Regions from separate parts of the Homo sapiens genome. Here all the other regions are linked to region 2. The links are chromatin contacts, found by Hi-C or POLR2A ChIA-PET in ENCODE. All regions are on one chromosome and are shown on one strand. Each heading gives the region's core, a stretch centred on a gene start or an enhancer-like site at or near the end of the contact. The rest is flanking DNA. Distances are from core to core; before and after follow the strand shown. Region 1 holds the start of C16orf95-DT (C16orf95 divergent transcript). Region 2 holds the start of BANP (BTG3 associated nuclear protein). Region 3 overlaps ZCCHC14 (zinc finger CCHC-type containing 14).

Region 1 (2,700 bases), core at 199-2,698, 630 kb before region 2:
GCATTCCCAAGCCAACCAGCTTCAAGCTGACTCCAGCTACACTTGTGCTTGGAGCATCAGAAAAGACAGGAGCATTCCAACCTGCTGAGAACTTTCCAAGACATGTAGCTGCCAATCACATCACCTAGGATGATCTGTCAGACACCCTCAACTTACTGAAATACTGAAGAAAAAACATCGTCAAACTGTCCATTAATGAACCTCCTTCCACTATAAAAACCCGGGTGCTTTGTCTCTGGGATGACAAAGCACTTGGGGTTACACAGCCTGTGTGGCTCTTCCCTGTTCCACTCCCCAACAAACTGCTTGAATGTTGGCTGGATGAAGCGTCTCCAGTGGGTGCAAAGCCCTGCTTCCCTGACAGTAGTGGGTCAAAGTGCTTTGTATGTGGAAACCGTAAGAGCGATATAAGTGTTTTTGGGTTTCATTGTCATAATAACCATTATTATTATTGCTATTTTTGTGAGAGTAATAGGTTCACGCATCAACTCTCCCAGATAATGCTTGAAAACAGAGGATGGGGCACTGCCCTCCACAGCATCCGAGGCCCCTTCTGGTAATGACAGCACTGCTATATTCCTGGTGGGGAGGGGGGGGGCCACAGCCATCTCAGTCCTTGTAGTTCAGGTGGGCCAAACTCACCACTGCCCAGCCTGGAAAGCTGGGAAAAAAAAGAATCTCCTTTTTGTTGAGGTTGATAATCTGATAACATGTAAACCTCAGGAGGTCCTGGTGATCATCTTGCCTCCACAAGGGAAGCCAGCAAAAAGGAAGGAAGCTGAGAGATGGAGAGAAACCTTCCAGGACCATGGTCAATGTGTACCTGGATACATCCATGCCTGAAGGCCTACTTCTGACATTTTCAGTTATGTGGAACCATCAGTTGCGTTTTTGTTAAGCCAATGTAAGTGAGGTTCCTGTGGGTGGCGGTCAAGAGTTCTGCCTGTGCATAGGTCATGGAGCAATGCCGGGCCGGGAACTCACAGGCGAGGTGTCGGGTAGCCGCGGGCAGGATTCAGGACTCACTTGCCTGCCATCCTGCGCGCTGGGTGTGAGTGCCAACCTGCAGAGCCCGACGCACCCCGCGCCCGGCCCCCCGGCAGCAGCGCCTGAGGCTGCTCCAGTGGCCTCATGATGATGGTGACAACGCCGCGGGGACGGTGGGGACCGGCTCGCACGCATATGGCTTCTTATGGCTGACGCGCCCTTTCACACACACATCGTCCGCAGGCCCTGACGCCCTGGCTCCCGCCTTTCCCTCCTGCCCCAGGAGGAACCCAACCCGAGCTCAACCCCAGCCCCAACCTCAACCGCTCAGAGGAGCCCAACAACGCCCGCGCGCCCGCCCGTCCCGCTGACTAGCCCGCGCCCAGCCAATCAAAATTGGCCTTCTAGGTATGTGACCTTAGCTGGCAGCTGATTGGTCCCTCACGAGAGACGCGGGGTCAGCGGCTCAGAGCGCGGCTGTGTGGGGCTGCGGGGCTCCCGCCATGCCCGCTGGGGTAGGTCCTGCGGACCCCGGCCACTGGAGCCACTCATCATTTCCGACGGATGGGCCGGAGGGGCCGCCGGCCGCCCCAGCCAGGGTCTCGGTAGCCTGCAAGGAGAGAAAGAGGTGGGAGCAGCCCGCGCGGGGCCCTGCGTCTTGCATAGGCGCTTCTGGTAAAATCACTCCTTTATCTCAGATAATGAGTTGGCGCTGGATCGCTGCGTCCTCAGGTGGGGCTCGAATCGTGACTTTTAGAGAAATAGGTTTTCTTTCTTTTTTTTTTTTTTTAACAACATGGGGTTTAAAGGGCGCGGAATTGGAAGCAGTCGTCACCCGGAGGCCTGGGCGTGCAAGCACCGAAGCTCTGGCTGGCCCTGAGCCTCCCCACCCCACCCGCTCTTTTCGCTGGAACGCGTGTACTTTGGGCAGTTGCTGACGTGGAGACAGGACGTATGTCTTCATATTTTAGTAAAACCCAATGCCCTCTGCCTCTCTGATTATGTTCTTTAAGTTATCGCCAGTTCCAATTTGTATTTCTTGGAAACGGTTGGGTCTTCCCTCACTTTTCAGTATTTTCATGTAGACTCAAATACTCTGGATTAATATTTGTATTTGCCCAAACCATCACGAGCACCTCTTACCCTGATGGGCAATACTTCAGTGTGCTGCGTTCTGGCCACAGAGCAAACAGGGTGCTCCCAGGCACTGCCCTCTCGGATTTCTTGCCTTGTTATTTAATCATTAAGATCGTGACCTATGAGCAGGACTGTTTCCAGCCAGCACATACACATGTCCTCTCCTGGCCAGCATCCATGCTGATTAGACGGTGCCCCTGCCATACTAGCTGCCTAATATTTCAGATACCCCACCCCGTGTGTGTGTGTAAATCATGTCACTGCCCTCTTTGTAGCTAATGACAAAATTCCAAGAGTCACCATTAGCCTAGCACATTATGCCTGTCTCATTTCTGCCCACTTTGGAGCACTCGGCTTCTCTGCTGTTTTCCTCCAGAGCACACTGAAACACTGCCATAGCACAGCAGGGCATAGAAGACAGGCTCATGCTCCCCTGGACGCTCAGGCCTTCACCTCGGGCACACTAGGTCTTGTCATTCCATGTCAAGAATAGCTCTTCACTGCCCTCACCCACCCAAGAATGGCTAAAATTAAAAGGACTGACAATACCTAGTTTGTCGAGGATGTCACAGCTGG
Region 2 (2,700 bases), core at 199-2,698:
TCCCGCCTCAGCCTCCCGAGTAGCTGGGACTACAGGCGCCTGCCACCGCGCCGGGCTAATTTTTTGTATTTTTAGTAGAGACGGGGTTTCACCGTGTTAGCCAGGATGGTCTCGATCTCCTGACCTCGTGATCCACCCGCCTCGGCCTCCCAAAGTGCTGGGATTACAGGCGTGAGCCGCCGCGCCCGGCCAGCATTTTCTTTTTCCCAGTGAAAATAGCTGCCTCGCCCTGTGTTTGGGAGCTCAAAGGCATTCTTGCTCATTGCAAATAATTGAGGAAACAGAGGCGAGTATAAAGAAGAAAATGAAAGGCAAGGTAATCCTAGATTAGCAGAGGGAGATAACCAGGAATGACATTTCTGGGAACTGCGCTATGGTTTGGGAATTTTTTCCTGTGATTACCCACAAACGCACATTTGCACATTTATTCTACGTGTGCACATTCACGTCATCACTTTTTTTTTTTTTGAGACAGAGTCTCGCTCTGTCGCCAGGCTGGAGTGCAGTGGCGCGATCTCGGCTCACTGCAACCTCTGACTCGCGGGCTCAAGCGATTCTCCTGCCTCAGCCTCCCGAGTAGTTGGGATTACAAGGCGCCCGCCACCACGCCCGGCATAATTTTGTATTTTTAGTAGAGACAGGGTTTCGCCATGTTGGCCAGGCTGGTCGCGAACCCTTTACCTCAGGTGTTCCGCCCGCCTTGGCCTCCCACAGGGCTGAGATTACAGGCGTGATCCACCGTGCCCGGCCGCCATCACTTATTTATATTATGTGTTACCTATAGGACTTATCTAAGACCATAATCACTGCCGCGTGTGCTAAGTCCCGCGCGCGTGCACTCAGGCCCCTCTGGATAGACACTGGGGACCCCTGACCACTTATGTCAGGGAAAACGCCACCAAGCGCTCCGGAACCTCAGGGCAGGACCCGCCGCAGCAGCAGGTAGGACCCGCTGGGGGCGCACAGCCCACCTGAGACATCGTAACTACAAGTCCCAGCAACCCTTGGTGCGGGGACAGGACGGGCCACCGGAGTCCGGAGAGACTACAAGTCCCGGCAGGCATGGCCCAGACGCAGGGACTACGAGTCCCCGAATGCATGGCTCCCAGCTTGCGCAGGGCACCCTGGGAGGTGTAGTAGTTGAGGGAGCTAATGCGTATTCATTCCGTCTCAAAGAAGATGCAAATTCCTCAGACCGTCCACTGAGGTGATTGTTCTCACGCAGGCCATGGGCGTGGGCGAAAAACGGGGGGAAAAAAGCCCTGGGAAGCCGGTACCGTCGCGGAAGAAGGCCGCCTGCGCATGCTCACCAGGAGGCCGAGCGGGAAAAGCGCGCGCAGCTGGCCTCACTGCCACAGGGGTGCCCCGCCCCCGGGCCCGCGCGCCCAGTGAGCCTGCGCGGAGGGCGGGGGCCGAGCGTCGCGGGGAGGGGCTCGCGGCGCCTGCGCAGAGCGGCGGCTTCTCTCGCGAGGACGGACGCCATTATCGCATCTCCCCGACAAACACCACGAGAATTCCGCAGCCCACACGGTAATTGCAGCTCCCGCAGCCGGTCGCGCCTCCGCCTCCCCCTTCCCGCGGGGCGAGAGCGAGAGCGAGATCTCCCTCCTCCCTCCTCCTCCCGCCCGCCGGGCCGCCCGCGCCGCAGCCCCGCCGCCGCCAACCGCCCGGGCCGGGCGATCGCCCCCCGGGCCCCGCTCCCCGTCCCCGGCCGCGCCCCGGAAGAGGGGCTCCCGCTTCCTCGCTTCCGCACCCCCGGCCCCACCGCGCCCGGCGTCCGTTGAGCCGCGGCTGCCGCAGCCCGGCCCGGGGGCCTCGCGCTCCCGACCTCTGTCCCGGGCCTCGCCCCGCGGGAAGGACCCGGAGCCACGGCGGGGAGACTGGAAAGGCCTAGAACCGCGCCCGGGCTCCTCTGGGGCCCGAAGTCTCCCAAGGGGGTCGCTCCTGCCAGCCAGGCGGGAGCGACAGGCATCGTTTTTGTGCCTCCTCCGTGGCTGTGGACCGGAGCCCCATAGCCCAGGACTTGCACACGCAAGGGGCGCTCTCGGGGACCGCAGACCTCGGCGACGACCCCAGCCCGTCCCCCGAGGGGCCCCGATGAACGAGGACCTCGGGGTGCCCCCTCCCCAGCACGTTTGTGCGATTTCTGTGATCTAGTCCTTAAGGAAGGTGGCCGTTTTCTTTTTCCCCCCTAGGATGCAGAAAGTAGATGACATTCCATCCACACTGTGTGAGCAAATTGGAGAGATTGCCTTGATAGAGGACTGATGTTTTTCACTGATGAGATGGTAGGGGTTGTCTTGCTATTGGAGAAATACATCATCCCTGAAGAACTGTGAGCAAGTGGAGCGAGTGTGGGCTTTGAAGGGTAGCGAGCTTGCACCCTGACCGGGGAGGGCCCGGGTCACACAGTTGTTGATGTGGAACAGGTAATTGCCCTGTTTGGAGTTGCCTGTTCTGCCCAGGAATGTACTCCAGGGCCTGATGGCGATGCTGGAACTCGCACTACAGTAAATAATTGATAAGAGGAGGCAGTTGTAGGGTTCACTTTTAGCTGGAAGTTCTTAGGGGACAGAAAAATAACTTGGAGTAGTGAGTGGTTCTGAGTAAGCTCAGGAAACGTCAAATAAAAACTGGATCTGGTCATTTAACACGCAGCTCGCAGATATCCAGTGCTAGAAGAAAACACCAAAACGCGGT
Region 3 (2,700 bases), core at 78-2,577, 540 kb before region 2:
TTTAAAAATATTTATAAAGTTACATGCAATTTTGTAGAATTGACAAAAGAATGGCTCAAAAATGGGAGAATTTTCCTTCATTCCTAAAAAGAAAATATGTCCAATAGAAGCTGTGAAGGTATCGAGTACACAAGGTGTCCAGTTTCAGTACCAAAGCCTTCTCTTTTTGTGCACGTAAGACTCACACATGTGATGAGGGCTTGTTACAACGCACGTGAGGCCGCGGCGGATGGCCACTGCCCCCTTCCTTGGTGAACAGTGGAGCAATGTTAACCTTTGGCCTCAACCAGCACAGTATATGGTTTTCTAGAATATTGCGAGTGTTGAGTGTTGATTAAAGATGCTTTCATTCAGACCCTTGGGACTTTTCAACAAATTCGCCTCTTCAGAACCCATGGCTTTCAGTGCCACCTGACTCATTCTTTGGAAGTCACCTGCATGCTGGAAATGGCAGCCACCCCCGCTCAGGTCGCACAGGACTCTCCTCTGGGACAGCAGTCGAGTCAAGCAGGGAGACGGCTTTCCTCACAACCTTGAAGACCATCAGTCATCATGATGTACAACGAGCAAGGCATAAAATAAAACACTGGGAAGCAGGAAGAGTGACAAGAAAATGACAGGGAGCAAGGAGGGTGCAACCCAGTTCCCATCTGGCAAGTGCCTAAAGCCCCGCTCAGCCTCTGTTCCAGCTGGGTGATGTTTAGGCAAAGTCACTACCCCGCCCCACTACTGTGCCCCAAGACAGAGTCTGTGGTATAAACTAACTGTGCTGACTTTGGGCAATAAAGGACCTAGAATTCTAAGTACTGAATTAAAAATACAGAACCTACTAACACTACTGTATTAACAAGCTGACTCCTGTAATCTTTTGGAGATGACAGATGATACTGGTTTTTAAAATACCCAATCACATATATGCATTCAAGAAAATATTTTGTCTTTATTTTTATTACAAGTGCGCTAGCTCCCATTTCCTCAGTGCTCTTTAGCAATGAGTTTTTATGTTAAACACTTCCAACTGTCAGTATTACCATGAAATCAACATTAGAAAATAAGGTAGAAAACTGAGTGTTTTGCTTAAAAAATAAAAAAGGATTAAATAGCTGTTGTATCCAAACATCACGTTCTGCTTCCATCTCTACATTCCACTTTCCCCATTCTTGGAGATTAAAAAAACAGGGTTAGAAACTTTAATATCTGACAGACTACAAAGGGCAAAGACGTGGCACATGGCCAGTGCCACACCTACCTGGTTGCCACAGCATTCTGAAACAGACCACACTTTCAGGAAAATGACTAAGTACTTGAAAGGGTCAGTATGTTCTGTGTTTTCAGATGAGGAAGTCTGATGACCGCAAAACGCTCTTCAGACGCGCCGACCTTGGTGGCTTTTGGAGAGATGCATCCGAGCTCGCTGCTGGCAAACTCTCAAGTCCAAGTGTGCGGCTCCCTCCGGAAAGAGGCCTCACGGATGGGTGGTTCCATTTTCTCTGCGCTGTGTAGCTCCTACTTACAGCTGACGATTCTCGACTTCGGACGGCCTCCCTGGAGATGTCACACGCCGCCCATGCACGTTCAAGACGACTGGCAGCTCCGCAGAGGCCTTCGCTGCTGGGAACACAGCCGTGACAGTGTCGGAACTCATCTACCTCAACGCTGAATGGCAGGCTCCAAGTTGAAAAGTTTCTGTTTTAATGTTTTGCTGGATTTAAGGTTAACCTCTAATACTTATCAAAATAGTTACGTGGGTAACAACAGACGCTTTCATTCCCCTATACTGACCACTAAAACAAAAATTCCAATGTTTTTTCCTTTTGTTATGAGACGGTTTTCAACAATTTCAGTGTTGAAATAGGATTTATTTAAAATATTTCTTTGCTTAAAAAAACCAAAAAATTTAAAAGTTTGGCTTTCAGCACATATCCAGGCCACTGTAATGGCCTTCAGAAATATTAAAATCGTAAACATCAATGAACACTCTAAGTCTTCCTTAAACGTAATATGAGAAGGTCCAGTCTAGTACTCTTTAAGGCAAAGTTGTGTCAGTTCTCATTATTTTGACATTTTGTAGTGTTTACAATTTAAGAGATCAACGTAACATTCCCCTAAATAGCTGTTGTAATAAGCATCACCATTACTTCAACACTGTAATACTGTGTACCATGAGGAGAAGAGGTCTGTTAATTCTGCATTGCATAGAAATAAAATTCAACTAAAATAAAACTAAAAAATTCTACTAAAAGCCTGTCATAAAAAAAATGTAACAACTTTCTGCTTTAGTTTCTATGAAGTTAGGAACTGCTCTTCAAATTGAACGCTCACATCACAAGGCCTCATTCTAGGGTATTCTTCTGATTTACATCAATTTTTCATGAGGCTGATTGTCCCATTTTAAGAATAGTCTGAATATTATAATTTTTTTTAAAATAAATATCCAACTGCAAAATCCCAACTGCAAGATTTTACCAATCAGTATTTTAACATTGAAGACTTTAGCATTTTCGATAAGAGTATTATTTGAGCAGAAAATTCCCTTTAACCTTGAAGATTTAAGTCCGTAAATTTCAGACAAAAGGCTTTCATTTCCGTGGGTTGAAATTTAGAGATCTACAGTGAGGACTTTTATTACTACCTAACCAAAACCAGACTTGCACAGATCTCGCAGCTCTCGGGTGTGTGGCCTCTTCCAGAGTCCTACCA

What was found. A loop is a pair of places that touch in the nucleus more often than their neighbours do. ChIA-PET counts read pairs that join two places held with the same protein, here RNA polymerase II (POLR2A). Pooled maps may share reads with other maps.
Region 1: a map of CD4-positive, alpha-beta T cell shows a loop between it and region 2 (3-fold over the local background). The contact joins the promoter of C16orf95-DT here to the promoter of BANP in region 2. A Hi-C loop is called at or near these places in 2 of 168 maps with a recorded cell type or tissue (CD4-positive, alpha-beta T cell and naive thymus-derived CD4-positive, alpha-beta T cell), 5 of 37 single-sample maps with no recorded cell type and 12 of 50 pooled maps. POLR2A ChIA-PET finds 5 or more read pairs at or near these places in 2 of 52 experiments (CD4-positive, alpha-beta T cell and activated naive CD4-positive, alpha-beta T cell).
Region 3: a loop to region 2 is called in a pooled map, with 4 times the contacts of the local background. The contact joins the enhancer-like site here to the promoter of BANP in region 2. A Hi-C loop is called at or near these places in 2 of 168 maps with a recorded cell type or tissue (CD4-positive, alpha-beta T cell and naive thymus-derived CD4-positive, alpha-beta T cell), 11 of 37 single-sample maps with no recorded cell type and 16 of 50 pooled maps. POLR2A ChIA-PET finds 5 or more read pairs at or near these places in 3 of 52 experiments (K562, MCF 10A and WTC11).

What each region holds. Positions count from the first base shown.
Region 1 is chr16:87,316,061-87,318,760 of GRCh38, forward strand. C16orf95-DT (C16orf95 divergent transcript) reads left to right here and starts at 1,449. Exons shown (of 2, transcript NR_135180.1): 1 at 1,449-1,662; 2 at 1,797-1,983. C16orf95 (chromosome 16 open reading frame 95) reads right to left here and starts at 1,332. Exons shown (of 7, transcript NM_001195124.3): 1 at 1,031-1,332. The coding sequence starts at 1,182. RefSeq lists an enhancer at 910-1,359.
Region 2 is chr16:87,949,986-87,952,685 of GRCh38, forward strand. BANP (BTG3 associated nuclear protein) reads left to right here and starts at 1,449. Exons shown (of 14, transcript NM_001386991.1): 1 at 1,449-1,530. RefSeq lists enhancers at 805-1,114, 1,374-2,016 and silencers at 1,305-1,604, 1,615-1,734, 1,765-1,824, 1,845-1,944.
Region 3 is chr16:87,406,429-87,409,128 of GRCh38, forward strand. ZCCHC14 (zinc finger CCHC-type containing 14) reads right to left here. Exons shown (of 13, transcript NM_015144.3): 13 at 1-2,700. Among named protein-coding and RNA genes, the nearest start is that of MAP1LC3B, 15 kb to the left of the region's middle. RefSeq lists enhancers at 754-1,953, 1,274-1,713. Within about 2 kb of position 1,328, at least 8 of the 41 ENCODE cell types and tissues checked have a DNase peak (open chromatin) inside an H3K27ac peak, as active enhancers do.